Regions from separate parts of the Mus musculus genome. Here regions 1, 2, 3, 4 and 6 are each linked to region 5. A link is a loop called in an ENCODE intact Hi-C map of the cell type or tissue named here. Cell type or tissue: left cerebral cortex. All regions are shown on one strand. Each heading gives the region's core, and the rest is flanking DNA. Links, peaks and the distances in the headings are about the cores only. Region 1 overlaps Anks1b (ankyrin repeat and sterile alpha motif domain containing 1B). Region 2 overlaps Anks1b (ankyrin repeat and sterile alpha motif domain containing 1B). Region 3 overlaps Apaf1 (apoptotic peptidase activating factor 1). Region 4 overlaps Anks1b (ankyrin repeat and sterile alpha motif domain containing 1B). Region 5 overlaps Anks1b (ankyrin repeat and sterile alpha motif domain containing 1B). Region 6 overlaps Anks1b (ankyrin repeat and sterile alpha motif domain containing 1B).

Region 1 (5,200 bases), core at 793-4,792, 280 kb after region 5:
CATTATCTTACAGACATAGTTAATGTGTTACACTTTGGCCTTAAGATCCATCCTTTGCAGACACACTACGTGGCATATTTTGACAGAGAATGCCTTTGTGTCAGTTCCATCCTGGATTTCCTCAATATTAATCATCAACTCACTTTTGTTTCTTCTGAAAAGGGTTATTTCATCCTTGGGTATCTATGTTAATATATGGGTTTACTTAGGTGAATTTACTTTGTAAATTATAGAAACCTATATTACTTAACATTTTCGGTTTTTATCTTTCCTTTTAATATGTTTACTTGAAATCTACAAAGTTTTAATACAGAAGAGATTTCTGGAGCCTTTTCTTGACTTTGAAGAATAATTAGCATTATATGATCAGTTCATTTTGTAAATGATTGTACAATACATTCATCTTGACAAAATGATATTTAATAGAACAAGAGCTAACATAACTTTTAAAGCTGGTTGCAAAACTTTAGGTGAACCAACAGATTTCTTTTGAGAGGCAACCGTTTAAAAGCATCCTCAACTGTGATTAAAACTTCAACTTAGAAATCATCAAGAAAAGCTTTGAGGGAATCTTATGGGTAAAAAAGCATCTCATTTAACTGGAAGGATTAATGTTGTGTGCAGGAAGTGGACTTGAGATGAGGATGGATGTGGGGAGAAGCTGTCATCAGCGAAGAAGGAAGGACCACACTGGGGTAATTGCCTGACATGCAAAGGGGCAGGATAAGCTCAGTGAAGGGTCTCCATTTCCTTTTTCTTTCTTTTTTCCCCTAAAATGATCTATCTATCTTTCTTTCTTTCTTTCTTTCTTTCTTTCTTTCTTTCTTTCTTTCTTTCTTTCTTTCTTTCTAAAAATTTTATTTAATCTTATTTTTCACATTCCAGATTTTATCCCCCTCCAGGTCTACCCTCTGTTTCACATTCCATACCTCCTCCCCCAACCCCATGTCTCCAAGAGGATGTACCCCCCAACCCATATTCCACCAGACTTCCCCACTCCCTGGGACCTCCAGTCTCTTGAGGGTTAGGTGCATCTTCCCTGACTCAACCCAGACCCAGCAGTCCTCTGCTGTATGTGTGTTGGGGGCCTCATATCAGCTGGTGCATGATGCCTGGTTGGTGGTCCAGTGTCTGAGAGATCTCAGGGGTCCAGGTCACTTAAGACTGCTGCTCCTCCTACAGCATCGCCCTCCTCCTCAGCTTCTTCCAGCTTTTCCCTAATTCAACAACAGGGGTCAGCAGCTTCTGTTGACGGTTGGTGGTAAATATCTGCATCTGACTCTTTCAGTTGCTTGTTAGGTCTTTTGGAGGGCAGTCATGATAGATCCCTTTTTGTGAGCACTCTATAGCCTCAGTAATAGTGTCAGGCCTTGGGGCCTCCCCTTGAGCTGGATCCCACTTTGGGCCTGTCACTGGACCTCCTTTTCCTCAGGCTCTTCTCCATTTTTGTCCATCCAGTTCTTTCAGACAGGAATAATTCTGGGTCATAGTTTTTGACTGTGGGATGGCAACCCCATCCCTCCACTTGATGCCCTGTCTTTCTACTGAAGGTGGGCTCTACAAGTTCCCACTCCCCACTGTAGGGCATTTTCTATCTTAGGCAGATGAGCCAAATGAGTTTCTTGAAATGTAATATCTTCAGGTAAGAATGTATGCTTAGTTCCCTTAAAGCCCAATTGGCCATTTCTTTTGAAGACTGTCTTTTCCTTGGAATGAAGAGTCACGCCATCTAATTTCTGTCCCAGGAGGATGCCTCTGACTACTGTGCTGAGTCTGGACTATGATGTCCAGTTAGAAGGCCAGTGTACAGCTTCAAGTAGGGTGAATGAAGACATAAACTGAGATCAAAGTAGAGAAGGGAGAGGGAAACAGAGGTACTTTGGACATATCGTTAACGTAAATTCAACAAAATTTTGTAGAGAAGTAAATGTGGGCACTGTGGGAAAAAATTTTATGGATGCCTGTAAGATGTCAGAAACATCAATAAGAATGAACTTGCTCTCTTCTGATGTGTAAGAAACTGGTGGAAGGGGTGGATTTAGGAAACAAGTTGAATATCTGGTGTTAATTTTACCTCTAGGTGTCTATCAAATATTTTTAAAAGATAGGCTGAGCAGGCTGCTAAAGGTCCAAGGGACAGATATAAATGTGACCATCATTATATAGATTAGTGGTTCTGAACCTTCTTAATGCTGTGACCCTTTCATATAGCTTCTCATGTGTTGGTGATCCCTAACCATACATTTATTTTGTTGCTATTTTATAACTGTAATTTTTCAGCTGTTATGAATCATAACTGTTATGAATCAGGTATTTAGCTGATATTCAGGATATCTGATATGTGAGCCCTTTGAAAGAGTCATTCAACCCCAAAGGGGTTTGTGACTCACAGGATGAGAACCACTGATATATATGATGTTGAGTGTATGTAAGGAAGAAAGACTAAAACTGAGCAATGTGGAGGGTGGGATAAAAGGAAGCACTGACAAAGGGTGCAAAGAAGGAGCCACCATCCTTGACCAGGCAGGCACTGGAGTCTGGAGTTAAGGGAAAGAAAATTTCACAAAGGAAAGAGTGTGAGGCCACGGAGATGACTTGATAGTAAACTCCTTCCTCATGAGCATGAGGATTCAAGTGCAGATCCCGAGCGCACACTGAAAAGCTGAGGATGGTCATGGACATCGGTCATGCCAGTACTGGGGTGGGAAGCAGAAACAGGCAGATCCCTGGTACTTGGCCAACCTGGCTCATCGTTTGCTATGGTTTCAGTGAAAGACTAAAAATAATAAGGTGGAAAGTGCTAGTAGAAGACATACGGTGTCACCTCTGCTCTCCATGTATTCATACTATATACATACACACACACACACACACATACACACACACACACATACACACATACACACACCACACACACACACACATACACACACACACACATACACACATACACACACCACACACACACACACACACACACACACACACACATACACACACCACACACACACACATACATACACATACATACACATACACACACATACACACACACACATGCACACACACATACACACACACACACATACGCACATACACACACACACACATACACACACACATACACACACATACACACATACACACACCACACACACACACACACATACACACACACACACATACACACATACACACACCACACACACACACACATACACACACCCACACATACACACATACACACACCACACACACACACACACACACACACACACACACATACACACACCACACACACACACATACATACACATACATACACATACACACACATACACACACACACATGCACACACACATACACACACACACACATACGCACATACACACACACACACATACACACACACATACACACACATACACACATACACACACCACACACACACACACACATACACACATTCACAGCATGTAAGAAGTAGAAGATGGTGGTGAAGGAGGAAGAGGAGGCAGAGGAGGAGGAAGGAAGAGGCGGGGAGGAGGAGGATAAGCAGAAGAGGAGGAGGAAGAAACTTGGTGAATTGGCTCTATTAGACATAACCCTTACATGGACTAGGATGAGGAATAGCTACTTGTGGATTTAACAGTATAGATGTCACTGATGACCTCAATAAGACCAACTTGATCAGAACTAATAGACAAAACATCCACATAATGTATACAAGGAAAAACATGAGGTAAGAACTTAAAGAAAGCAAGTATAGACCATTATTAGTCTTTACAGGGAATTTTTTCCAAAGGAAAATTTAAGTTCTGCTGAAGGAGGAGAGACAGGGAAAGACTTGTCAAATAAGTGGAAAGGCTGATTCCAGATAGGAGCATGTTTCCAACATGCAAGATATTTGGGGTATGGGTAAAATGCTAGCAAGAGGCAATGTACAGAAAATCTGATAGTTTGTATTTTCTCTATATAGCAGAAGGTGGTATCTCCAGCTGGGAAGAGAGGCAGTGAAAGTGTAGCATTTGAAAAGAGCTCAAATAGGTGCTTAGAGAAAAGAGGCATGGAGTGACCCCTCCCCCAACCCCCGACCAAAGGAAAGGCCCAATAGATGCTTATGATCACAAATCACAAACAAAACACAGTTCTGCGCTTTCTCCAGCCTGGGTCAGCTGGAGACCACAACAAATTCAGAAAACTCAAAGAGAAGAATTCTACACAGATTGTGGACTGGCTGTATGGCTATGCTGAAGTGATGGAAAAGCAAGGAAATAAGGGTGAAAGAGTGTCATTCTGACTGCAGAATTTGCATGGAGAAGGAAAGGAACAACCAAAAGACAAGTAACAGTCAAAACTCAACGGGGATATTGAGCTGAAGCTTCCATGAGGGACAGAGACTCCTACAGTCGAGGTTAAAGAAGAGGGATAGAATGAAGCGAGGGGTCTGCAGTGGGACTGGACATGAACCCAGGAATGACTCTATCTTAAGACCATGGAAATAAGCACTGGGGCTGTGCACCTCCAAATATTGTCTATCAGTATGATTTCCTGGAGGAGACACTTGGCGTGAAGGACCGTACCTATATATACTTTGGTCTCCATTCAAAACACTTGGAATAATCTTCATTTGTTCAGTAAGTTATAAACCTATCCCACTCTTCCTTGAGGGTCAACAATTCTGTTCCCTAATCTCTGGAGTACTATTGAGATGGGACATCATTGCATGTTTATTCCCCAGGAGTGCCCTCTGCTCTTGCCCGTCATGCATCATATGAGCACTTCCTTGAGCAGAGAGCCCATCTCCTTAGCTATTTTAGTCCTTGAGGTAGCCTTAGTGGCTGTCAGTATGTATGCTTCTCCCCTTCACAGCCCCCCCCCATTATCAGGGATTTCTTTTTAATATTGGTAAGTGTGGGATTTAAGTGGTGGAATTTTGGATCTATTTTGAAGGTGGAGATAACATATTTTTGGTGTTTGAATGCAAGATTTGATAAGATGAAAAGAACAAAAGATAAGATTCAAGGACTTCAGATCTTTTTAAACCACTGAAAGTTTGGAGTTGACCGTAGTTGGGATGGGGAAAACTCAGTTTAGTCATTTCAATCTAAACTTGAGTAACAAAGAAGCTAAGTTGAATAGATTGTTAAGACAGTGGTTTGTCAGTGAGTTGAGGCAGTGTGAGAAACCATGTAATAA
Region 2 (5,200 bases), core at 505-4,504, 290 kb after region 5:
GTTATCCTATTCCTTTCCATGTAGAACTATCAACTTCAACAGGATGCGGCGACGCCCGGAATCTATAAGAGACTAGGAAACCAGGTCTTTCTTTCAATGTGGCCTCTCAGATACTTGATTGTTGTTGTTTTTAAGACAAAAAGCCCAGCAGGAAAATCCCAGGAGACCCATGCAGTGCCGTTTCTCTGTCTTCCCTGCCTCATGCCCACCTTTCTTTCTGAAATTTCACCAGAAACTTGGTCAGTTCCTTCCCCACCTGAAACAGGCTGCTCGTGTTCTTCAGACCGAAATCTGCTGCCTTAAGGTAGCATCTGCCTTTCAAGGCTGTTGACGTGATCAGCCACCTTCTCCTACCCAAGGACATCTCTTCACCTGCCCTGGGAATGGAAAGGATGTAGGTGGAACAGAACTTGCAGGTGGATATATATATATTAGTTTCTTCTTTGAAATTCTTTTTTCCATCGAACTAGTACTACAAAATAAAAAAAAAAATACACGTGGGAAAGCATAGATGCTTAAATGAGTTGATGTTACTAATGCTTAATGAATATATACTTTTGGGGAGGGAGGGTATCACCAAGTTAAGGCAGCAAGCACAACCCGGATTCTTAAGTCTTCAGCACATGTATGGAGCATCCGGGTGAAGTGAGTCTGGCTGGCCACCTGAATCTGATATCTCTAATGTCGCTCCGAGCAAGCAAGTGGACTGACTTGTGCACATGATTGGGATTTCTTCTTGCTTGTTCCATGTCCTAGTTCAATGTGCCCTAGGATGGGTGGCACCGTACACTGGATGTGTGTCACCAGGGGGGACAGCCAGTGGTTAAAATTCCAGGAGACACAAGGTGGCAGTGATCGAGGGGCACAATCCCACAGATGTTATGTCGTGAGAGATCTTCCTTTGTTTCAAACAGCATTTTATTAACTCGATTTTTTCTTGCTTTTTACCCGGAGCTAATGCAGGTGAAAATCTAACTGCTTCATTGTCTGGAATTTTCTTTGAGAATCCAATTCACCACAGCGTGTATCTTCTCTCTAATTACCCTGTCTACTTCAGTGTGATGAATAGTTTTTCTATTTGATTTGATTTTCTCTGCTGAGATTGTTTTTTTTTTTTTTTTTTTTTTGAATCGCTTGAACTGCCCCTCTCCAATCAGTTATATTTGTGAGACATACGTGTGATTATTATGGCTAAATATGAAACTGAGGGGAAATAGGATTTTAATGTATAAGAAAACAGAGTTGGGCTGGGCGTGGTGGCGCACACCTTTAATCCCAGCACTCGGGAGGCAGAGGCAGGCGGATTTCTGAGTTTGAGGCCAGCCTGGTCTACAAAGTGAGTTCTAGGACAGCCAGGGCTACACAGAGAAACCCTGTCTTGAAAAACTAAAAAAAAAAAAAAAAGACAGACAGACAAACAGAAAATGGAGTTGGGGTTGGGGGAGTCTCCTTGGATTTGCAGTCTATACTGCCGGCTGGGGAGAAACCCCTCCGTACCCCTGGTTGAAAAGGATGTCCATACAACTGGGCGTTGCTCTCTGTGCACCTCTGGTGCTACTGTTTCCATTTGGGAGAGTGTTTCCTGCTCTGTTCTGTATCCCTGGCTGTGACAGAAGGAAGGTGGGTTTTGTACTGACCCTGGTGCTTGCTTTTCAAGGGCTTTGCTTTTGTGTGACGTCATCGGAAGACCTAAGGCAGAACTTGTTCCAGAGAAGCTCCAGGCAGCTTTCGATGTACCAGAGAGAGCAGCTCCTCTCTGCTTCCCTAGCTCGACTTTGGAAGCGATCGCTCCTCTACTTGTTGCTTGGCACCTGTGGCAGGCAGAGTTCTGAAACCGGCACCTGATGCCTGCGTTCTGAACCCTAGCCTCTTGAGTACATGAAAGCTGTGATGTACTGCTGCCAATGACAAAGGTGATGATAGGCCGTAACTCTGTTGTGTGTTTTATAACAAAGTGTGTATGGGAGTGGGTGGTAGATGCAATCGAATTCTCCATCATTGACTTTAACTTAATCAAAGAAAAGATCATACTATTTTTTTCTCATTCCTGTGAAAAATACCTGATATAAGTAATTTAAGGAAGAGGTGATTCATTTTTTACTCAGTCTGAGAGAGTACAGTCCTTTGTGTTGGGGAAGATGAGGTCAAAGCTTCTTGTGAGACATGGGCATAAGGCTGCTTGAACAATGCTTTTCATATCAAGGACCAGAGACAGACAGACAGACAGACAGACAGACAGACAGACAGACAGACAGACAGAGACAGAGACAGAGACAGAGAGAGACAGAGAGACAGGAAGTGAAAGATGGAGAGAGAGGGACAGAGAGAGGCACATAGAGACAGAGAGGCACACAGAGAGAAAAAGGAAGGAAAGGGAAAGAGGGGGAGGGGGAGGGGGAGGGAAAGGATGAAGGAGTGGGAGAGGGAGAAGGGAAAGGTGAAATGGAGTTGGGCCATAGCTCCTAAGACTTGCCACCCACTTCGCAACCAACCCTACCTATGTCCTAAGGTTGTACAGGAGCATGAAACAGCGCCATCTGCTGGAAGGCATGTATTAAAACCAAACCAAATCCCAGGAGATGAGCATTACAGACAGACTCAACCCCTAGCAGAGTTGGCTGAGTAAACCCGTACCTGTCATGTGATCTCTTAATACAAGATCTAGAAGCTAGTGACTAGAAACGACAGTCTGTTTCCCAGTGCTGCTGGCATTGGAGAAGCAAGCCACACAACTCTAAAGTTGTGAGGAAACGAATTCTGCCAGCATCACAGGATCTTGAGAGAGGACCCTGAACACTTAAGTTGGCACTGCAGATTTGACCATTGCCTGGATATCAGCCTAGTTAGACCTTAGTCAGAACCCAGTTAAGACTTGTGGCTCATGTAAACCATCTGGATAAATCTACAGTGTTATGAGCCTCTAAACTCACTGCAAGGAATACAAAGGTAGAGGATTATTACAGTGCCCCATGTTCTATTCATTTGGGTAAGGAGCCTCTCATTTTGCCTGGCCCCAAGGCACAGTTCAGATCCATGCCAATCCCTTGTTCTCTGTGGTTTTACATGATTGAGAGAGAAGGATTCTACCTCGCATCTCCAACCCCACCTGGGTATCACTTATGCATTTTCTATCATTCCTATTTTCCCTGAAAAAATATTTTTGTATGAATAAGTAATAAATTGTGAGGCTAATGCTTTAATAATGAAATCTTGAGATATAAGATAAAGGATGGGAGACTGGATTAGGGACCATCCAGACCGAAAACCCCTGCATTATTGATGCCTCCTCTCTAGACTTCCTGTCTCTGAGACCCAGCTCTTCATTAAAGCCAGCAGAGCTTTCGTTTTCTCATGCACATACTGGATCGTCCTGGTCTACTGCTGGAGAAGTCCGTGTGCTTCATCGCTGTGTACGCAGCACTGGGTTTGATCCTTTGCACTGTGAAAAAGAAAACTCTTTTTTAAAATGTGTGCATGCATACCTTGTGGATAGTTAAAAATGTGTGTCGTAATAGAAGAAGCTTTTCAGTTATAACAGTCATTTTAAACTAGGGTGGCTCCTGCTTTTAATCTCTGTATTCAGGAGGCTAAGGCAGGAGGGTTGCTTTGAGTTGAAGCCAGCCTTGACGACATTGTGATGTGATTTCCAGGCTACCCTGTATTACTGTACTAGATTCTGTCTCAAGCAAACCCAATCAAACTTTAAAAGAAATCACTTTGAAAGCCCCCTGAAAACTGTTGATTATGACAGTTATAAACTTACAGCAATAGTTATAAACTTTATAAGCTTATAGGAGCTTATAAACTGAAGCAATATAAAAAGCCAATACACATGAATATCCATATGATGCCCCAGGAACTATGTATCTCTAGGGAAATTTTATAAAGTGTGTAACACAGAGCTCTTGTCAAGTGGTTCATTATGAATTTGATATGGACTTCTACTACTTACTTTAATAATGTGAGATCGTTTCACAGTTACTTTTAATATAATATGTTATAAGCCGATTAGCTATTATGTCCATTAAAGTTAATAAAATTGTTATCTGTCCATTCTTGAAGAAAAGAATCTTTATGTGAGCAAGACCAAAAATGACTATTCAATACAACTTACTCATATCATGTTTCTTATTTTTATCCAAATATACCATGCACTCCTGAGCGTATTATTCTTAGTGCAAATGGCTCCTCAATTCTATCAACTTGAAATGTTTTCCCATCCAGTCTGCCTGATAGAGTCCAATTCTGTCAGGTAATTTAATTAAAGGTTTATTAAAGCTGCTATATTAAAAGATTTTAAACTGGTTAATTTGCTGTTGTTGTCGTTGTTGTTGTCGTTGAAACAGGGTCTCTATATTGCTCTGGTTATCCTGGAACTTACTATATAGACCAGGCTGCCCTCAAACTCACTGAGCTCTGTCTGCCTCTGCCTCCCAAGTACTGAGATTAAAGATGTGCAACCACACCCAGTTGTAAACTGGATAACTGAAACAATGGAAGAGTATTTCTCTTCTGGATGCTGGGAAATGTACATCGAGGAGACCTGGTGGTTAGCTTTTGGGTTCATAGACAGAACGTTCTCTATGTGTCTACGTGGGGAGACAAATGGATTCTTTCCAAGCTCTTGTTAGGGCGCAGGCACCATTCATGAGCCCTCTACCTCCATGACCCCATGACCACATCTCCTAGGTGTAGCCTTTCCTAGCTCCACCAGGTTTGGTGCCTTGTGTGTACTTCTTGCAAATTATATATGGCCACATTTATTTGAGTTTCATGAGCCCCTTAAGTAGAGGGATTGAGTCTCAAAACAAAAAGTATCCCTAATGCCTAGAATGGTGACTAACTTACAACAGAAGTTAAATACTTGAATAAGTGAATGATCATTTGATTTTTTTATCTACCTACCTACCTACCTATCTATCTATCTATCTATCTATCTATCTATCTATCTATCAGAATTCTCCTATCTACTATGAACTTAGTTTAGATGTAAAATTTGGTGGCACTGGGTGACTGCATGATGGTGACTGCTGCACTGGACTTAATGCTTTCGTTTCTCCAAATTCTTATGTTGTAACCTGCCCAACAAGGTGATGCTGCTTAGGTCTTGAAGGTGAAGGGCTCATGAATTCCATCTCTACAACAAGCCAGGATCTGCTTTTTCCTTAAAAAAACGGTGATTCCCTTAAGCCCTGGAGTC
Region 3 (5,200 bases), core at 587-4,586, 950 kb after region 5:
CATGCCTTTAGTCCCAGCACTTGGGAGGCAGAGGCAGGCAAATTTCTGAGTTCAAAGCCAGCCTGGTCTACAGAGTGAGCTCCAGGACAGCCAGGGCTACACAGAGAAACCCTGTCTCAAAAAAGAAAGAAAGAAAGAAAGAAAAAGAAAGAAAGAGAGAGAGAGAGAGAGAGAGAGAGAGAGAGAGAGAGAGAAGAAAGAAAGAAAGAAAGAAAGAAAGAAAGAAAGAAAGAAAGAAAGAAAGAAAGAAAGAAAGAAAGAAAAAGAATTATCTAGGAACATCTTTAATTCCAGTTTCTAAGGAGGCTTCTGAAGTAAGAGACTGCAAGTTTGAGGCAAGCCTAGGCTATACTAGTGAGTTCAAGCAATTTAGCAAGATGCTATTTCAAAGTAAAAATGAAAAAGAGCTGAGGTCGTCGTAGTTCAATGATAAAGCACGTACCTATATTTGCAAGACCCTAAATCCACACCTTAGTCATCAGAAAAAGCAAGAAACAGTTTAAAATGGCAAATTTTACAGTATATATTTTTATCCTAACAAAAATCGAATTTTGAGTCTTCAAATTTTACAAATTAATTGTATGTATTCTATCTTTACAGACTTTAACACACTTAAGACAAACGGACATATTTTTCATCTTAGTTTCCTGCTAGAGGGACATAAGTCTACAAGTAACCAAAGACCAGATTCACAATTACTAGATCAGTAAGCACACACCCAGTCCCTCAATGAGCTTATATATAAATATATGATGGTACCATTGACTTCTAATACCTCTGTGCCATGCTTTTTAAAATGAGTATTAGCACAGAATGTCCATGAACCACAGGATTTGGCTCTCACAGTCCAACTTTGGACAAACCATTGTGTCTACTGAGAGCCCATCTCACCCATTAGACCTCTCACCATAGCAATCCACATCTCTTGGGGGTTTACATTTTAAATTACACATGTTGATGTGTACTCAGACCATGATGTCAGCATGAGACCTACCATTTTCTTTTTTGTCTGTTTTTATTTACTTTAGGAAAAATCTCACAGTTTCATTCAGTTCTTAAAGAGCCATCAAATTGTAAAAGAATTAAAGACACTCTGAGAGGCTCAAGAGACGGCTCAGCAGTTCAGAGCATGCACGCCCTTCAGAAGGGCAGAAGTTCATTTCCCAACACCCCGATCAGGAGGATCCCGGTCACTGTCACGCCAGCTGCAGGGCAGCCAATGCCTCTGGCTTTAGCAGGTTCCTCTGCTCACTCGAATGCACACCTCCACACACAGACACAATACATGCACATAATTCAAACCAATTTTTAAAGGTATTTTGAAAATCACCAAAATCAACCTATTTTAAAAACTTTTTTAAGTGATGAAGAAAGTATTCTCTTTTAAATAAACTTCAGGGGACGTGGGGCAGAAACATGGCCCGGCAGTGAGAAGCAACGGCTGCTCTTCTAGAGGACCTGGGTTCAATTCCAAGCACCCTCGTGACACCTCACAAGCATCTGTATGTAGAGTTCCAGGGGATCCAACGCCTTCTTCTGGCTTCCACGGCATTACATACATGGTAAAAAGACATACATGCAGCCAAAGCACCCATGCACATGAAATAAAACGTTGAAAATAATAAATTGGAGGAACACTGGACTGCTACAGTCTGCTCCTGTGGTGTCGGCTTTCCTATGCTGTTTCCTACTGCGTGTCCTGGGAGAGTAGAAACTATTTCTGACTTGCATGACTATGACCTTTTCTTACGAGGCCGCCCATATCCCCAGAGAGCAGGGCTTCTAAGAATTGTGAGCAGTTAGGAAGCCTGCGCCAAATAACAGAGCTAAGCTGGACGGGAGGGGGGGGGACAGGACAACACACACATAACAGAGGTTGAAACTTTGTGTCCGAGTGGAGTGGGTTGAGATGGCAGGACTTGGCAGGACTTACGAGGACTTTGTTTTTTGCTGCCACTATTATTTTGTCACCATCTGCAGACCAGGAACAACACTTCACGATCACCTCCACATCCTCTGGAGGGTCTTCTGAACTCAGGAAGAAGCGCTTCACATTAATGCTTTTCCTCTCGTTTGCTGATCTCACATCCCAAAGCTGTTTAAAAACAAAAAACAAAATTGCTTTACTCCCAACACACTCCTCTAGAATTCCAACTAGATTAAATGTCATACAAACATGCTCTGCCCAATGGATGGTCTTACACAAGCCTATTTTTTTATTAGTTTTTTAAATTAAGAAATCCAGCTTCCTGCAAGAACTAGACCTAGCCCCCTCCCCACCCGCCGCCGCCACATTTGCTGCAAATGTACAGCTTGGTCTTCATGTGGGTCCCCTAACCAGCAGATCAGGGCCTCAGTCTCTGTTCCCTGCCATTGGATCCCCTTCCCCTACCTGAACTGCCTAGGGTTGGGCCTCAGTGGGAGAGGATGTGCCTGGTCCTGCTGGAACTAGGTTCCCCCCCCCCCCCGCCCATGTCCCAGGTTAGGGTGGTACCCAAGAGGGGCTCCCCTTCTCTGAGGAGAATGGGAAGAAGCAATGGAGGGAGAAACTTGTAAAGTGGGAGGGGGGAGCTATGATCTGGATGTAAAGTCAATAAGAGAAAAAGAAAGGAAGGAGAAAGGAAGAAAGGGAGGGAGGGAGGAAAGAAAGAAAAAGAGAGCAAGAAATCCAGCTTCCATTTTGCAGAAACAAACAAACAAAACCCCAAAGTCACTAAAATTAGATAAAAAGTTAATTGAGCTGCATACAGTTTGACACATCTATAATGCTAGTGCTTTGCAGTTGAGGCAGGAGGATCGTGTGTTTGAAGCCAGTTTGGGCTACATGAGAGCTCATCTCAAAAGGAAAAAAGTTAACTGGGCCTTGCACAGGGTGGAAAGTGGCTAAAGATTGGTGTTGACAGTGAGAAGGAGTGTAAAAGGGACTCACAGCTGTCTGCTGCTGCCCTCTACTGGGACAAGCAGGAGATGCAAGTCACATCTACCACAAGCGCAGAAGCAAACTGTACTGGGCCCCGGTGCCTGCTGGGCATCCAGTGAGAATGAGACCCCTAAAGGAGGAACTATACTGAAAGCTATAGTGAGAGGAAGCATGGCTTCCGCTGTGCTGGGTAGGGCTATGGAGTGCCACAGAACTAACCAGCTCTGAGAAATGGACTATGAAACACTCTAAGCCCTATTCTGGAACAGCCACACAAGCAACGGCCCCTGAAAGGATGCACCTTCACTCTCAGACCTGAGCGTGAGCGGTGTGCTCTGGCTTCAAAAGGGTTACCATGTCCTGGACCAAATCCCCTCCCCCAAAAAAGGCTGCCAAACCCTAACACTTTCCCCTTGGGACAACTGTGTCTACTCTGTGTAAAATAAAACAAAAGAGACGACAGGCACTAGCATGGTTAGCCTTCTTTATCTAGTACAGAAAGAAGGCAGGCAGGCAGGATGGGTCAGGGGTAGGGAAAGCACCTCCCACCAAGCCTGGTGGCCTGCGTTCAGTCTCTAGGACCCACATGAGGGATGGCTAGAGCTGACTGGCCAACTTGTCCTCTGACCTCCAAGCATGTCAACACACACACACGTTAAATAAAGTAATTTCTAAGTTTTAAAAAGAAACAAACCAAATGGCAGAGCTTTGGTCCTAACATTCAGAATCTATGAGAAATCATACAGTTAGTAGGACAAACTTAGGTTTGGGAACTAAAAGCAGGCTGACACAATTTAATTTCACTACACCTACCAACACTGTGTGAGCTTCTGCAGCCAGCTCAGCCCCTAGAAGACAATGATAAAGTTTCACACATCAGGAGATGACACAGCCACACCACTGTATTCTGAGGAGGCCACTGCACCGTTCCCAGGGTGCCTGTGCACCCTAAGCTCTTGTGTGCTTTAACTAACAATCTTTAAAGAAAACGCTTTAAGACCATTTCTCTTTGAGGCCCAGAAAACCACATGGTTATCTACATGATACCCTACAACAAGCTTAGAGAATCCCAGAGCCTTTGGGGCATCGATAATTTTACAGCTCCTATTCTCTCAGACAGTAAAGGCTTTACAAGGCTCTGACCTTGACAAGCTGCTATCTAACATCATTTTGCTGGACCTCTGCCTGTGCAAAGAGCCAGTGACACTGGCTTAATAGCTCTGTGGGAAAGCCGTCATCAACACAGGCAGGTCTCCCTGAGTGGAGTGATGCCTGTCCCCCACTGCTAGTGACACTCACACACGAATACAGAAATCAAACACCTGTCGCTGACCAACATGACATAAACATTTCTGAGCTCAGGACTAACTGGCCACACCACTGGCTAGTAAATAGAATCGGTGTGTCCATCAGCTGAAGACCGGTAATAAAGTATACACATATTCACAATGAAATGACAATGAATGCAGAGACCCATGACTGACAACACGCTGGCAACAGTGATGTCCTAAACAAGTCACTCCTACCATTCGTCTAAGGCCTCTAAGGCCCAGGCAACACAGCAGCTGAAGGTGTGGAAAGAATGCACAGGCCAGGAGACAGGAAGAAAGATAGCAGAGCGCCATCTGCTGGGCAAGCTAGGGCAGCGATCAATCACAAACTCCCACCTGCTGTACTGAAACCTGAAAGGACCTGCAGGCTAACAAAAGGAACAGCTGAGCAGGTAAGACCTCGAGCCCGCTGGCTGGAGCTCAGTCTCTGGAACGCACCATGGTAGAAGCAGAGAACCAACTCCTGCAAGCTGTCCTCTGGCCTCCACACTCGTGCTGTGAGATGTACACACTCGTACGCAAAAATAGGCAGACAGACAGAAAGATAGGTAGTGTAACTTAAAAAAGGGAACCTGGCATCAGCCTGCCATAGATGGTTAAGAAACTCAAGGGGTGCACCCCTCACTGCTGAACTGTTTGATACTGACGGAGTCAGAAGGAGGAAACATTGCCTTGGGTTTGTAACAACTGGCAATCCACAGGCACAGTCAGTCAGTCATGCACAGAAATCTACATATACACATAACTTTAAAAATAATATAAAAATCTTTAAATTAAAAAGAAATCAGTCTGGAACATAATTTTGTCACTGTTTATCCACTTGCCATCTCCCTAACTTTATTCTGAATAACCAGACTGTGGGGCATACTTTTTTCTTCTAGCGTTTAAACCCCAAAGGCCTAGTATAGTATCTAGCATCCAGTGAATACTAAATACACAGTTTTTAAAA
Region 4 (5,200 bases), core at 584-4,583, 610 kb after region 5:
CAGTTGTAATAATTCCTTTAATACCCTTACGACTCTAACATCTACACCGGCTCAAGGTTGGTTAGGGTCTGCTGATTTTCTCCTCGTTCTTTGCATGCTAGGGTAGTTTTTATTTGCACACAGACGTTTCGCCTTTTATCCTGCTGAGGGATGGATAATTTTGTATCTCCATCAATATCGCTTCAGAGGTGCTCTAGAGAAGAAGGACAGTCCTCATCTTGTGCTTAAGCTTCATCAGGTAAGACTAGAACACCGTTTGCTTGGAGACAGGTGCAGAGTACTTGAACCAAACTGTATCCTTGAAATCCGGGAGTTTTCCCGCCTGAATAGCACGGAAACTATTACCAGCCTGATTCTGGCTCTCAAGGTTTTCTTCACCAGTCTTTCGGGGCGCTTCATTGTCTGCCCTCTGGAAGGTTTTTCACAAGCAAGAGCTGCTTAGCAGTCTCTCCCCACTGCCCAGCAAATTCTCACCATGCTGGCCTCTCTAGCGGCTTTCCCAGCTGCTTCTGAGGCCCTCTTTCCTGCAGATGAGTGTGCGCGTGCCCTTGATTTGGTTCCACTGCCCTGGGCCTCGCGGTCCTTGTTCTCTTGTCTCTCATAGCATGAAAGCCAGAGCTTCCTGCAGATTTATGGTTGCTTGTTTCAGGGAGGAAAGTCAGCGTGATTCCCCGACACCACCACACACACACACACACACACACACACACGCGCGCGCTGGGATTCCACCTTGAGCAAAACTTGGATTCCATGCTCCTCCAGATCCCCTAAGCGTGGACCCCACATCCAAACAGCTGCGGCAGGGGCTCACTCACATGAGGCACCTGGGCGTGAAGTGCTTGAAAGCATCCCAAGTGATTTCAATGTATAGCCTCTGTCACCAGTGGGGAACCATTCAAAGGATTTTAACCAGGAGCATAGCATGATCAAAAAAAAAAAAAAAAAAAAAAAAAAAAAAGGTAAGCATGGCGAGAAGCTGGCATACTTAGGGAGAAGTAGCTGAGTCAGCAACTCTGTAATATAGCCATTTCCAGCTATGTCTATATCAGGCACAGAGGCCATGGTGGGCATCATGATGATGGTGATGGTGATGGTGATGATGATGATGATAAAAACACCATTGGCTGCCTCTAGCATTGAGGGCATGCCTAAATTAGAAGTCAGTAAATAGAGTCGGTTTTCACAATCGAAACCCCATGTATCAAAAGGACGGTAAATTATAGTCAGTATTCAAAGGAACAAGGTAATATTAGACATTCCACGGAAGCTTTTGATGGTGGCTAACGTGGCTTCAGTTTGACCCCTCGGAGGCTAAGCTTCTGTCCGATGGAAATTTTACTTACTGTTTATAAAGAGAAAGACACACCGTGCAGCCAGGTTTCAAATGTGCCCTCTTTTCTTTCATCTTTATTTTGGAATCGGGTCACTTTGCTTTGAAGCCTATATCCACCACTCAGTATGTGGTCTTAAGTCACTTCCCTCTCTGGGACTTGGTTTCTGGTGTATAAATAGAGGACAATAATATCTGGCCTGCTGGTTGCTAGGCTTCCTGGGAGGCTCAAATGACAGCTTGCTATTACCCATCCCATTCTCTTCTCTCCGGTTTTATTTTTCTTTTGCCTTTTCTCGGTGACTTCCCCAGATCACTTTCCCAGAGTTGGCTGGAAACCGGTCCCTTGGGACACATCTTCATAGCTAGCAGTGTTCGCTTCTTCCACCCACAGCTCACGGGGCGGTGCGTGGGGGCTGGGGGAGCACAGGTTACCCCATCTGACGTATAAACGCCAGTCTGCAAGAATGAGGTCTCTCTGTCCTTTCCTATCCGCAACTCCAGTCTCTGAGGGTCTCCCACCCAACCCCCTTTTCTTCGATGTTGATTTTTAGGTACAAAACTGCTAGAGCTTTTACCTGCAGCTATGTGTGCACCGACATTTGACCCTCAGCAGCGACCTGGTGGCACCCAGATCTTTGTTCTTGAAACGGAGGGCAGAATAGCGGCTTTACCCAGAGGCCTTGGATTCTTCGTTCAGCCCTGAGCCATGAACCTAACAAATCTAAACCTGTCTGGAATTTGCCCCAAATTTTAAATGTAATGACCCATAATGGTGGGAACCTCTACTTTCCAAAGCAGCTCAGTAGTCCCTATTCTCTGAGACTGTACTTTTGCATCATATAATAAAGAGCATTGTAGTGAAGCCAGTGAGGTTTGTGTTGTTGTTGTTGTTGTTGTTGTTGTTGTTGTTGTTGTTTTGCTGGTTTTCTCACATTTCTAATACAACAGATAATTTTTTGTTTGTTTCTTGAAGAGACTTTTTCCTTTTTCAAGACATTTAGGACGGAACTTGTTACTAAAGAAATTCGGCTGTGTCGCTGGTAAATTATGACAAACTGCTCGTGCTCCCGTGAGATTTGAGAGACATACCTAATGAAATACCCTATAGAGTATAGAAAATAAAAAGGAGCCGTCCTCCATACATGCAAATGCGTATAAATGCAAATAACCACTCTTGCATGTTGATCCACTGGAGAAATCGTTCCGTTTCTATTTTAAGAGACAATCCGATATTATGCTTAAAGGACAAAGAAAGCCAGAAAAACTATTAAGAATTTTGAAACCTATAATGCATGCTATCCTGCCAGAGACGGGCAGTAAGTAATGTGCCAGAGAAAACGGGGAAGGTCAACACAGCCATCAAGGTAGGGTACAAGGTTCCTATTCGCCATTATGGAAATCAGTGGAAACCTTGAACGAATAGTAATGAGCTCGGTGATTCTGTGGCTTAGAATTCATATCTGTTTTAAAGATGTGTAAGGATTGCCAGGAGTTTAATTTTAAGCTATTTTGGTTTTTAAAGAATGTATTATGTTAAACTGCAAAGTGTGGTCTCAAATGCTTTTTGATCTCAGGCAAAGAGCTTGTTAGCTTGAACCTCAGAATTGGAAGCAGTTTTACTGTACAGACTTTTGTCTGACGCTCTACCGCCACCTGGTGGCAATGTACCTAAAGTACAGGACAGGGTACTAAATGAAAAACCAAATTCTTTTTTTTTTGTTGTTTTTGTTTGGTGGTGGTGGTGGTGGTTTTTCGAGTAGAACTGAAGTTTATTCTGTGTCAGTTTTATACCATTCCCTATTCCTGACTCTTTGTCACTCATTAGACTCTTATTTTTTTGTAGACATTCGAACACAAATTTCAAATACCACATGATTAAAATTGTTTTTACCAAAATGGAAACAGTGCAGTCCACAGATTAGATTAATCTGAGTGACAGGGCTCCTTTAAATATGCATATATTACTCACCAGCACACTTCTGTTTACCTGTTTATAGATGCCTTAAAATAGAATAAGGAAGGAAAATGATTAGTAACCGTGCTTTAAAAAAAAATCACAGTTTCACAAAGAATTCTTCAAGGCTTTAGATCCTAGCTCCTCCACAAGCCTTCCTTGGGCAAGTCACTTAACCCTGAACCCTCCATTTCCAAGACCCTGAAATCTGAGTTAATAACCTTCTCTATGCCCCTGATGATACCGCTCACGGGTTTGAAGAAATAACCCAGGAACATATGATCACAGCGCTTTGCACTCAGGTTCTCTCCTTTAAAGAAGACTAAGCAACCATCCAGTTTCCACGTTCCCAAGATTGACAGAAGCATTGTGAGTGATTGCCATTCTGCCGCATGCACAAAACGTGCAAAAATACACACCCTAAAACAGCTGGCAGTTGTTTGGTTTATGAGCCAGACTAGGCTGGAAATTTCTCCCAATTTCATCCGACCACACACGCGCGTGCGCGCGCACACACACACACACACACACACACACTTGTAGCTGGCTCTGATCTACTGGGGTAGAAAAGTCGGGGTCTTGGATGATCACAGCTGACATGACCAGGATTTATTTCTCTGCCCAGTCCTCTAGCATGCATCCTTACAATAGAAGAGAAACAACAAAAAACAGGTGTGCACTGAGATGTCTTGAAGGTGTTTTGTTGTATTGTGTGTATGTGTAATTGTATATGTGTATGTGTATATATGTGGGCATATGTGCATAGGAATGCAGGTGCATGAGGACCAGAGGCCTCAGAGGCAGGTGTACCCAACAAGTTTTCTACAAGAGCAGTATGCACTCTTAATCACTGAGCCATCTCTCCAGCCCTGGGCATGCTCTGTGCTGAACCTCTACTTATAGCTCATCTCCTAACAAATGGCCGACAGGAACTATTTTGAATACCCAAATCAACATGGGAGGAGAGGATCTGACCTGTCTCTTCACAGAACAAGCTGTAAATTTACATAGGCACAGGGATGGATGGAGAATACGGGCCAATCAGTCTACCACAACAGCTCTGATGAGCAAACAAAGGAGAATGGCATTTGGAATTATGGGTAGTCAGATCATTCTTTGTAAGCTCTGACTCGGGATTTTTATTTTTAATTTTAAATCTGTTTTATTTGTTTATTTATTTATTAAATTTTACTTAATGTATGAGTGCTCTGCTGCATATATATGTGTGTGTGTATATACATATACATATACATATACATATACATATACATATACATATACATATACATATACATATACATATACATATAGGCCTGCCTGAAGAGGACATCAGATCCCCCTATAGATGGTTGTGAGCCACCATGTGGTTGCTAGAAATTGAACTCAGCCTCTGGAAGAGCAGCCAGTGCTCTTAGCCATTGAGCCATGTCTCCAGCCCCTCTGACTCAGGTTTTTTGTTGTTGTTTTTTTTTTTAATGAAAATCATCTTTAAGAACATGAGACATAAGAAGTAAAAGGTCCAGACAGAAAACTTTATCAGACTCTTAAATGTTTGGGATCAAGAATGTCAAAATCAATGTACAGTGACTTGGATGATAAACGGGCTGCACGATAGTGGAGTCACCAGACCTGTGAGATGCTGAGAGTTTATTTATTAGGTCCATTGGCCATCAGACTAGCCTACTTTAGAAGATGAAATCCTGACGTCTCCTCTCGTGGAGAATCAATTCTGTGCTCATTCAACTATGTGATGCAGACTCTGCGCAAAGTGGAGGTGCAGCCAGCGGGTTCTCGGTGGAACTGGGTTCTAGGAGCTAACTGAATCTTCTGGGCATGTTCCAGGGAACACACCGATTAGAGCACTAAGAGAAACACCTCATTTCTGCCTGTCTCTCTTCGCTGACGAGCTTCTC
Region 5 (5,200 bases), core at 580-4,579:
ATTAGGTAAAACAGCAGACAGTATACATAGGATCAAGTAACCCTATTTATTTGTAATAGAATCCACCAAGGGGAAAGGATGCAAAATAAACTTAGAAGCATGAATGAAGTTAGGTGTGGGGTAGTCTGAATATCAGGCTAAGACTTCTGGTATTTATTCCTTAGGAAATGAGAAAAGCACAAAGGATTTGGGGCAGTTAAATGACATCATTGGAACTGGCCTTTCAGAGAATGAATGTGATAGAAACTGGTCATTGCATTTAGAAAACGTAATCCAATTTCATTGACCTTCTGTATGGCCTGCATCTTATTTGTATTCATCCTGTCTATCTAATGTTTGTTTCCATTAGTTGAAGTGTTTTTGTTTTTTCTTGAGTTTTACTATAAATCATTCCCTTGCTATACAACCAGGTAAATAAAGTGCTTTTTGACTGCCTAATATAAGTAGCTATTGTCATGTTTAAAATTATAGCTATGTAGGTGTAATAAGCAAGACTGTAGGTGACTTCAAAGAGTTTCAAACTATAATCTCAAGTAGTCTTCAATTGCTGTTTGCAGAGAAGAGTAACATATAAGACAAATACATATATTATGGGTTGATGCTTGATAGGTGCATGCTATACCCTGTTCTCTGTAAGAGATAAACCACTGAGCAGTCCTACCAATGAAATTCTAAATTTAGGACTTGATACAGCATGTACCGTAGTGAGGTTTTAAACCAGTTGTTCTCCACATGTGGGTCATGACCCCTGTGGCAAACGTCTATCTCAGAAAAAAAATTTACTCTACAATTCATAACACCAGCAAAATTATAGTTATGAAGTAGCAACAAAATAATTTTATGGGTTGTGGGGCCACCACAACATGAGGAATTGTATTAAAGGGTCACGGTGTTAGGAAGATTGAGAGCCACTGATTTAAAACTAAGAGTTGGTATTTTATTTTCTCAGCTGTATTTCTTATAGGATTTCTTATAGTAACTTACCCTGTGGCCAGTGGAACTTTTAAGAAGTGAGAGATCAGAGATCTACAGGCGTTCACTGAAGGCTCACTGTGGGTGTAGGTTAAGACTAAAGTGGGTCCTGGAAAAGGGGAAGGTGTGCTTTGCACATATGGATAAGGCCCAGAGCCTGAAGAAATGGTGTGTGCAGAAGCAGAAGTGACAATCCATGTATATCTTGCAAAGAATGCTTACCACAGTGGACATAAAAGTTACATGGATAATGATAAAACCTAACACACAATTATCCTCCAAGGTGGACCTTACAGATGAGAGAGGGAAGCCTCAGAGAGGTTTGATCATTTTTTTTTCCCACAAGTGCACAACCAGAATGCCTTGGTTCAGATCCTGGCTCTGAAACCAGAGTCATTTCGTGTATCATTCCCCGTATCACCAGAGAACAAAGGCAGGTCAGGAGAATAAGCTTCCAGGGAGTTCCTTGAAGGTGATGTTTTGGAAGGTAAAGGTGGTGGGTTGTTTCATATCCTCAGAATAGACAGTGGTTCTCATCAATGGCTTTGTCTTAGAGTAACCAGGAAAGGCTTTACAAACTAAGCACTGAGATGTCATACCATACCCCCTTGGCCAACAGCCATTGAGGGAGCTGGATATGATGGTGTGCATCTGTTAGTACCAGGATTTAGGATGGTGAAGCAGGAGGATCGTACATTCAAGCCATCTTGGGATGTACAACAAACTTGAGGCCAGCCATGGCTAGATATCCAGACCCCGTTTGGAAAAAAAAATTGTTCTAAGCACTGTTTTATTTATTTATTTATTTATTTATTTATTTATTTATTTATATCTTTAAAGAACCCCCATACAGTATTCTAACCAGGCACACAGTTGATCTAGTGACAGAAATCCTGCCAGGACCTTTACAAGCTAATTTAGGTCTAAAATGAGAGTAGAACTTTAGGTCCTAGTAACGTCATACAATTTTAAGTTTTCTTTCTTTCTTTCTTTCTCTCTCTCTCTCTCTCTCTCTCTCTCTCTCTCCCTCTCTCTCTCTCTCTGAACAAATCTCATACATCTCATACATCTTGTAGCTTACTTCTTCAGTTATCTAGCATAATCATTTGTGTTTAAGTTCTAGAACTAGGGAATAGACTAGTTTTGACTCTTAAACAATTTACTGTACCTTGTGTAGCTTGAAGGCAAACATTTCTCATATTCCTGGAGGCTGCAGGCAAAGCAGGCATCTGCTAAGAGACCACCTCCTGGTTTGGGAGTGACCGTCTTTAGAGTCACATTGTTTCCCCACATGACTGGGGACAGAGGGAAAAAGCCAGCTGTCAGCTGGCTTTGCTTGTGGGCATTAACCCACCCCTGACAGCTATGCGCTCATCACCTGGACACCTCCCAGAGTCCTGTGCTCTACTGTCTCTGGGGGTTGGTACATCAGTATGTGTATCAGGAAGGGGTAGAAACTTTCTTCTTACCAGGAAGGTTTTGCTTGACAATGAAAGAGAATTCAAATTATGTTCTGACACCAGTTTGGACTTGCAAAGTTATTTTCGTACTGTATCAAAGCTTTAAATGTAGAAAAACATTCTTGTTTGTTGTTTATATTTCTAGCAATGTGATGAGCCACCAGTCTGAATGTGATTTAGTTTTAGACGCTCCAAAATGTTGGGCTTGTTCATTTTGGTGCTATGCGTCATTGCACAAGTAATTAGGGAATTATGAAATAAAAGGAAAACATGTTCTGAGTTTCCTATCATTCATGAGTGTATTTTACACATTAGCGATGGAGCTGGAACGCAGAGTATTTTTAGCTGTTACCCTTCTGAGTTCGATGCAAGTTTCCTTTCCTCTTTTATTCCAGTAGAGGGCACTCTTGTGCAGGATTTTAAGCCAAAAATCAGCTCTCTTATGTAAGAACGTTCAGTTTTTTGAATCAGAGATGTTTAATTTTATACGAATAATTTTACTATTATAAATGAATTAAAAAGTCTTTCCCTATTATTATTAATATTGTGGGATTTATATTTAATTTGAAGACCAGCTCAAGTTAGAATTTTATTTTACCTTGCTTGCATTTTAATTCAAAAGTTAATCTGTTCTGAATGCTCTTATACTATGCCTATGAGACCATTTTCCAAGTTGAATCAGAACATTATATAATCTCGGATATGAATTTTAAAGAAATATCATCATATTTGTTACCAGCCTATGAAGTTTATGTCTTTGACAGAATATAAAATGATCTAAATTTTTTCCTATTGTTTTCATTTATTTTCCTAAGCCCCACTTTCATTTATATTCTTCATTTATATAAACAATATACACAATTCTTAAAGGTGAATATGACAGGCTGTAGAAACTCTGATATGATATAATATAAAGATTATGACAGATTGGATCGGGAAGATATTTCTCTTAGATTTAAATAGAAAAAGCATTATTGTCTTATTAGCCTTTAAAGAAATGGGTAAGACTGTTGCCTGAAGAAACGTTTTCTTTTCTTTCTTTTTCCTGAAGGAAACTCCAGATACAGACGCATCCAGCGCTCTCTGTTTGTCCAGGGATGTGCTAGCATGGTCAATGTTGTGTTACTCAGCCAGTGTGTAGCACTTCTCTTATTTCACTTACGCTTCTACTGCGGACTCTTCAATTGCATGCCAGATTCTGAAGTGTGAGCTATTTTATTAGATTGTCCAGAAGTCAGATGCTGGTCCTGCGGGTAGAGCTCAGTTGGTAAAGTGCTTGTGACGTGTAAATGTGAAGAGCCGAGTTCAGATCTCAGAACCCTTGTGAAGATAACGAAAAGCCAGGGACAGTGGTATATTACAGTCGCAAGGCTGGGGAGATGGAGGCTGCAGGGAGCTGGGGACCACTGGTCATCTACTTAAGTCACTTAGCAAACCTCAGGTCTCAGCGAGAGACTCCTCTTGCCCCCCAAAGATGTACAGCTACTGAGGAGTAACACCATAACTTGACCTCTGGCTTCCGTGTGAGCATTTCCATGTGCAGTTGCACCCCCCCCCCCACACACACACATAGGCGTATCTGCACACAAATGAATGGACACAGATACCTGTACACACACATACAAGCACATGCAGTGTATGTTCTGTTTCTGGAATGAGGCTTACGTTCAAACATGTTCTGATGTGTTTTAGGATAGAGAGACCTCAGTGGCTACTTTGTTGTATGTTTCTGACACGTAAGTAAAGGGCTCTTCTTACAGGGTTAGTAGTAAATCTCCGGCATAAATGCGCTTTTTGATAGTGATGCCAAGTCTTAAGTGGTGGTAAACCTAGATGGTGGTCAGGAGAAAATTTCGAACTACGGTTTATATCTTTATGCTGGAACAAAAGTTTGAGAAGTACGACTCAGAGCTGCCATATATTCAGCCAGCTTTGAGTTTTCTTAGCAGATTTTTCTAGGAATTAAAATACATAGAAGCTGCAATCTGTGGTCCTATATTAATACTTCCTGGCTGGTATCTTTAAGAAATATATGCACTAGATATATAGTGCACGCAAAGAAAAAAAAACCTAGAATGAGAATGATCAATTTCTGACCCTCCTTTCACCTTAGGAAGAACTTTATCTGTAGAATTTCTAGGAAGGTATTTGAGAAAAACGGGTGCTCTTCAGAGCTGCCGCGTGGTTCTCACCTTTCACAAGGGCTGTCGCTTTGCCTTTTGTGTGGTATACATTGACACGTTGCTTCTAATAGACTCTGTGATGAGGAGGTCTATGTTGTGTGTAGCTTCCACTACCCTGCCTAAGCTCTGGGAACGGGTCTCGCTACCAGCTCCCACCCTGCTTCCCTGGATCCATGGGTAAAAGATGCACACACAGGTTGCTCATTTTCAACTTGCCTTCTGATACAATTTCTGGGTGCTACTATCTCCCGCCTGGAAAATTGTGCCCTTATAAATATTCTTATCGTCACACCTCACACCTGTCCTAAACTTGAGTTGCTCAGTTACATCTCTGACCGCCTGCATGTAGGAGCAGGCTGTGTTTTGAGTTCTCACATGGCTGGTCAACTTTTCTCCTCCAAAGCCTGGAGAACTCTGTCTCTTCTCCCTTTCATCTCTCTTTTCCTCCAGGGACCTGGAAGTCTTGCCTATTCATTCTGCCCAGCAATTGGCCCCTGGCTTCTTTACTGACAGATCAAAACCAAATTGGGGAACAGGACAACATCAGAACCACCCCTACATAGATTTGGTCTGTCTCTAATTAAT
Region 6 (5,200 bases), core at 761-4,760, 500 kb after region 5:
GCTATTACCCCGTGGACGGCTACTCCCTGCTAAAGCGCTTCCCTCTTCACCCTCTTACAGGACCCAGATGCCCTGTCCAAACAGTGGGACAATGGCTGGAAAGCATTGGGCTACCTCAGTACGAGAACCACCTGATGGCTAATGGATTTGACAGTGTACAGTTTATGGTAAGATGCTCTCTGTGTCCACGGAGCTGCCTTTTGTCTGTCTTTGCTTCTTATGTGTCTTTACATGGCTCAGAGGCAGCCTGGTTTGCACGGAAACGGATCAGCTTTAGATATGTAACTGCATCAGAAAAACGGGATGCCTTTAGGACAGAACTTGTTGTGTGCATACAGACACTGACTAGAAAATGGCATCTATATGCATCCATTAGACCTGTGTGTTGTATGAACTGGTGAGAGCTCTATTTATGGGCTCTGAACGAAGATTAACATTTCTAGTCTCCCTGTCATTCATTGTATGATTTTTTTTTCTTTCCTATACATTTGCGATCTTAGCATACAATTAGATTTATACCACGCTCCAGCTAAATCTGGATTCCGGAGACATGTTATTTCCGCGTGAATATCAGTATTTGTGATTAATTAGAGAGTCTGCTATGTCGATGGTCTGAAGATCATTTTCCCTGCTAATCATTCAATAGGCTGTTTAAATCCTGTGGATGACCCTTCCTGAGCTAGCTGCTTCAGCCGGTCGCTTAGCTTAGCGAAAGCACATGCTGACAGAAGAGCCATGAAGTATTTATTGTTTGTTACTTTAGGTGAAAAACAAACACTTGGGTCAATTAGCTGTCAGGGTATGTATAGAAAGGGGCTGGTGTACCAAATGCATCGGTGTACTTTCGAGTCCTGGTCTGTGTGCAGTCTAAACCGGGCGTGTGCAAACTTCTCAGTGTGCATATAGGTGAGAAGGAGGATGGGAGGCATGCAAACGACAATGTAGTTTTCTAATCATTCCTAGACCTCCCCAGACACTCATCAGCTCCCCTTGTTAAGCTCCTTCAAGCTACATCACGGTTCTCCTCACCTTCCCTTGCTTTTAAGGTCCCATCGCACATTATCACTGATCCCTAAATTTAGGGAGACCTACATGTCACAAGCATGTAGCACACAAATGACTCGTAGGTGTCCTTAATCGTTCCTCTGAGATAAAATGCTGAGGCTGGCACCTGCAGCACCTTCATAAGCCTCTGAGGGCTAGTCAGAGCTTTGACATTCCTTTTGCCAGATTGCTTTTCTCCAAAGTTGACTGAATTATTACAGCTTTGAGGGTTATTAAGATGGTTAAACTTCTACTCCTACCAAAAAATGTGTATGCCTACAAGGTTTTTAAAAATGCATAAATGTGGTCTATCATATGAGCATCAAGTAATATATGCATATAACCGTTTAGGGGTATCTTGTTGTTTTTTTTTAATTAATTAATGAGCTATGCGTTTCTTTTTCTTGTGTCCATCAGACAGTCACTGGTTATACAGTTGAGACTCTGTTGAAATAGGATGGAAGGGGAAGTTGTTGCAGCCCTAGAGAGGTTTAAGACTTACTTAGGGCAATAAACAGATGGTATTAATAATTACCAGACCTAGCAAACAAATTGAGTATTGTTTTGGCATTAGTTATATTGACTACATTTCTCTGCATAGCTACTTTTCCCCCCTGTCTCTACCTGAAACAGGGCATGTCATTCCCAAGCCCTGGTCCAAATCCATTCTGATCCGTGAAAAGTTTAGATTCACTGAGTTAATCGTCCATACTGAAGGATGATTAACTTTCAGCTTAATTTTCCTCTGAGTATTAAACACTTATGAACAAATATAATCCCCCTTTGAATGTATTTAATGAGAAGGTAATCTCTCTGGTTTTAAAGAGAATTTGAAGAAAGAGTGTGCAGAACAGTCATGTGAGAATTGTGCACCAAATACATCCAAAAAAAAAAAAAAGAGCATCGTAGGAAGATCAACGTCTAATCCTAAGTTGTGGCTTTATCTGTTTATTTCCAAGTAGTGTATGGAATCTTCCAGAATATAAGATCACCTTGTTAACTCAGATATGCCAAGGACTTGTACTATGAGACAAAATCAAAACAACAGCTTTGATTTGCCATGTAGAAGGATTAATTAATTGTGAAGATGAAGTAACTCATGAAACGTTGTCATCAATTCAATGGTGTCATCAATTAGTGCATTTCAGGCTTTCATGCACCATTTGTTTGGGGCCAATATTGTGAGAAAAGATTGTCTACCTTTACGATAATAGTCTGTTGGTTGCCGTAGGCTACTTAATGCTGAGCTTAAAGCCCTCTGTGGTTGGCCCACTTTAAGAAACAGACTTCATTAATGTAAAAATCTGTTAGACCTGCTCAGCTTCCATTCGGTGTCATAGTCTAGCTTTTGTTTTTTTTTTTTCTTGTGGCATATTCTGACCTGCATTTATTCATTCTGTTGCCTAAGCAACAAGCACCACGCTCCCATTAACCATGATGTGGTGTAGGTCTTTTTAGAAGAAGACAGTAGACATCAAGAGGATATAATTAATGTTGGTTAAAATGCCATAGTATATCCATGCGTGCACTTAGTTATGGAAACATATTCTACTTGTGGGTTAAGTGTAAATGTTTCGTGTAAATAACATTTGAAGAAAGCATTTACTCAAGGCTTATTTTTTTTTTTTGCTAAATATATTCTATATACTCTTAAACATAGACATAATATATGGTTAATTTTTATCTAATGACAATCATTAACTTTAGTAAAGATGACTTGATACTGATTCCTGAACATGGCTAGAGAAGAAGGAAGTTCCTCCCCCAAATGCTTTTAACTCTTTATTGTCTTTCATCACTTCTCCTCGGGCTCTTAATATTTACCCTTGATTCATAGGTACAAGAATTATAAACTTTTGTTCTGTGCCTTCATCCTGGTTTATAGGACATCAAGGACAGAGATTAGATCCAAAGCATCATTAAGAATATACAAATAAATAGAAATTGGTACAATTCAAGAAGGGCTACAACAGAGCCTTAATTAAGCCAGCTAAGACTTTGGGGAAGTCATGTGTGTGTTGACATCACAAGCCCTCACCAGTCATGCGTCTGAAGTCTTCCCTAGTCCCGCCCTGCCTGCTTCCTCTAAAGACATCACATCTGCTCCCCGCATAAGCACAATCTCCCTGCTTCTCACCAGACCTGGGGAAGCCGTGGGGTCCTCTGAGCCTTGTGCTTCTTCAGCCTTTGCAGTGTATGTAACATGACTAAGTTTTAATGCTGTTTATTTTCCCAACAAGGAGTTTAGGGATGTGTTCGTTGTTATGCAGACTTGCTGGTTTTTCCCTTATTATATTTATTGCTACTGCCATCTTTCTTTTTCTGAGTTAGATGACTGCTCCCTAAGTTGTCCAAATCACAAACCCTCTATTTCTATGTCTTTGCTCCTTATGTCCTCTCCTGCTTCTCGGGGACTGTCATTTCCTTTCTTTCCCTTATACTTTTTATTCTCAAAGTTCTCCCTGCCTGGTTTACATAACTTCCCTTAAGGACTCTAGTCCATAGTAGTTTGTCTTTCCAAACTCGCTTAGTGGTTGGATTTTGCAGCCATCGTTCTAGAGTTAGGAATTAAGTTCCCATTCGTCTATATCTTGTCTTCTCTACTAGAAGAGAAACTCAGCAAGTCTGTTTTGTGTGTGATTTCCTTGCCTTTCTCACAGCTCCTAACATAATGCTATATGTTTAGAAACTCACCCGTAAACACCACATACACAACAGATTGACATGACTGGACCTTCATTTATAAACTAAAAATCTTTTTGGTCAATGAGAGTATGGAGCATTAGTTGTCTCACTGTGGAATTGAGTCCTCTATAAATATTTTCCATGTGTTAGAAAATGTTAGTTACTAGGGATATGATGATGAACAAAACATGACCCTCAGTCAAGGCATACTGTTGTCCTGAGTATTTGCCTACACATCCCACAAACATTCCTTCATGCATATAGAATATAAGACAGGAATCTTGCCCCTTATCTTTTCTTACAATCAGAATCAATCAGCAGATTTTCCTATATTAAGTTAAATACATAATGGAAAAGGCAAACAATCTGTTGGAGTTCAAAGTCAAGGCAAATGGAGCTAGTGATAGCATCTATCACTCCTAAGCAGTACTACAGCAGATTGGTGGTGTGAAGATCATATTACAAAGGGTCTATTACTTGGAGGAGGACTGACTCAGAGCCTCTCTGGCCTCACTACCCAACACTTACATTTGTAAATTCTAAAGGGGAAAAGAATGAAATTGTATAGTGCATCATTCCTTTAGCAGCTCCTGTTGACCTATTGACTTGAGGTGATTTGACCAGTGTTCGGGATAAAGGCTTTATGGAATTGATTATAAAGGTACTACTGGAAGCCACACACAAATTGGCATTTCTGGGAACTTGAGCGGATAGCATTCATAAAGCTCAAACTGGAGGTCAAAATGAGAAGTTCCCGTTACACACTGAAAAAGACCCAAGGAGCTATTGGAGGTTATAGAGGTCAACAGAAGATGGAAGCAAGAGAGGCCAATAGGTACATACTTAAATGAAAATTTTCTCCCATGTTTGTGGTGCATGTATGTTACATGCTAATAGACCTACAGATCTGTCCTATTTTCCAGAACTTTGCTGCAGAGCAAAGAGCTCAGTTTGCTTTGCAGCTGGTCTGGAAAAAATGACCTTTTAAGTCTTAGCAAACCACCATCCAAGTAAGAAGTTAGACCTGTAGACAACAGAAATAACTTGACCGTAATGGCTAAGACTAATCATTCCATGATGATTTCTTACTTAACAATGTTTTCAGGCAAATCTAGGAAGTTTTTATGATGTATAAGTATAAGAGAAAAATGTCCATTTCCTCTATCTTCCTGTTTCTGAAGCAGACTGGGCTTTGAATTGAGTGGATGACCTCATATTATAAAAAACATCTATACATTTCCAAACTCATTTAGGACAGACAGCAGTGGTGGACTCATTCTTACAAAAGTGGCTTGTTTTTGGTTTTGTTTTTTTTTTTTGTTTTTCAACCATTGACATTTAAAATTTGTCAGTATCTATCAGTCAGTGCCAAAGGGGAGTCATTCTTTATCTGGACAACAGCTAAATTACAAATACAGGAAGCAGCAACAGCAAATGGGTGGTAGGGGACAGAGAAAGGCTGACTTCTCGT

Evidence for each region. Peaks named below come from ENCODE experiments on the same cell type or tissue, not always from the same donor. Only the 100,000 strongest peaks of a DNase experiment are listed, where the experiment ranks them.
Region 1: it touches region 5 in a loop (2.2-fold over the local background); 4 of 42 quality-filtered maps call a loop at or near these places.
Region 2: a loop joins it to region 5, with 4 times the contacts of the local background. A loop is called at or near these places in 4 of 42 quality-filtered maps.
Region 3: it touches region 5 in a loop (4-fold over the local background); 5 of 42 quality-filtered maps call a loop at or near these places.
Region 4: a loop joins it to region 5, with 9 times the contacts of the local background. A loop is called at or near these places in 38 of 42 quality-filtered maps.
Region 6: a loop joins it to region 5, with 5 times the contacts of the local background. A loop is called at or near these places in 2 of 42 quality-filtered maps.

The regions. Positions count from the first base shown.
Region 1 is chr10:90,362,410-90,367,609 of GRCm38, forward strand. All of the region lies in intron 12 of Anks1b (ankyrin repeat and sterile alpha motif domain containing 1B), which reads left to right. Among named protein-coding and RNA genes, the nearest start is that of Anks1b, 490 kb to the left of the region's middle. In left cerebral cortex, for the core only: no CTCF peak of the experiment used is centred there; no DNase peak of the experiment used is centred there.
Region 2 is chr10:90,371,136-90,376,335 of GRCm38, forward strand. All of the region lies in intron 12 of Anks1b (ankyrin repeat and sterile alpha motif domain containing 1B), which reads left to right. Among named protein-coding and RNA genes, the nearest start is that of Anks1b, 500 kb to the left of the region's middle. In left cerebral cortex, for the core only: a CTCF peak has its summit at 2,551 (motif pointing left); a DNase peak (open chromatin) is centred at 2,554.
Region 3 is chr10:91,029,616-91,034,815 of GRCm38, forward strand. It overlaps Apaf1 (apoptotic peptidase activating factor 1), which reads right to left. Exons shown (of 27, transcript NM_009684.2): 17 at 1,934-2,095. Among named protein-coding and RNA genes, the nearest start is that of Apaf1, 51 kb to the right of the region's middle. In left cerebral cortex, for the core only: CTCF peaks have their summits at 2,950 (motif pointing left) and 4,551 (motif pointing left); DNase peaks (open chromatin) are centred at 2,335, 2,955 and 4,537.
Region 4 is chr10:90,687,360-90,692,559 of GRCm38, forward strand. All of the region lies in intron 17 of Anks1b (ankyrin repeat and sterile alpha motif domain containing 1B), which reads left to right. Among named protein-coding and RNA genes, the nearest start is that of Apaf1, 390 kb to the right of the region's middle. In left cerebral cortex, for the core only: a CTCF peak has its summit at 2,983 (motif pointing left); DNase peaks (open chromatin) are centred at 1,703 and 2,967; H3K4me3 peaks cover 596 bases; H3K27ac peaks cover 2,158 bases.
Region 5 is chr10:90,079,026-90,084,225 of GRCm38, forward strand. The region is part of intron 8 of Anks1b (ankyrin repeat and sterile alpha motif domain containing 1B); the gene reads left to right. Among named protein-coding and RNA genes, the nearest start is that of Anks1b, 210 kb to the left of the region's middle. In left cerebral cortex, for the core only: a CTCF peak has its summit at 2,830 (motif pointing right); DNase peaks (open chromatin) are centred at 2,304 and 2,807; H3K27ac peaks cover 1,484 bases.
Region 6 is chr10:90,577,029-90,582,228 of GRCm38, forward strand. Anks1b (ankyrin repeat and sterile alpha motif domain containing 1B) reads left to right here. Exons shown (of 27, transcript NM_001359241.1): 15 at 61-167. Among named protein-coding and RNA genes, the nearest start is that of Apaf1, 500 kb to the right of the region's middle. In left cerebral cortex, for the core only: no CTCF peak of the experiment used is centred there; DNase peaks (open chromatin) are centred at 988 and 3,116; H3K4me3 peaks cover 2,882 bases; H3K27ac peaks cover 4,000 bases.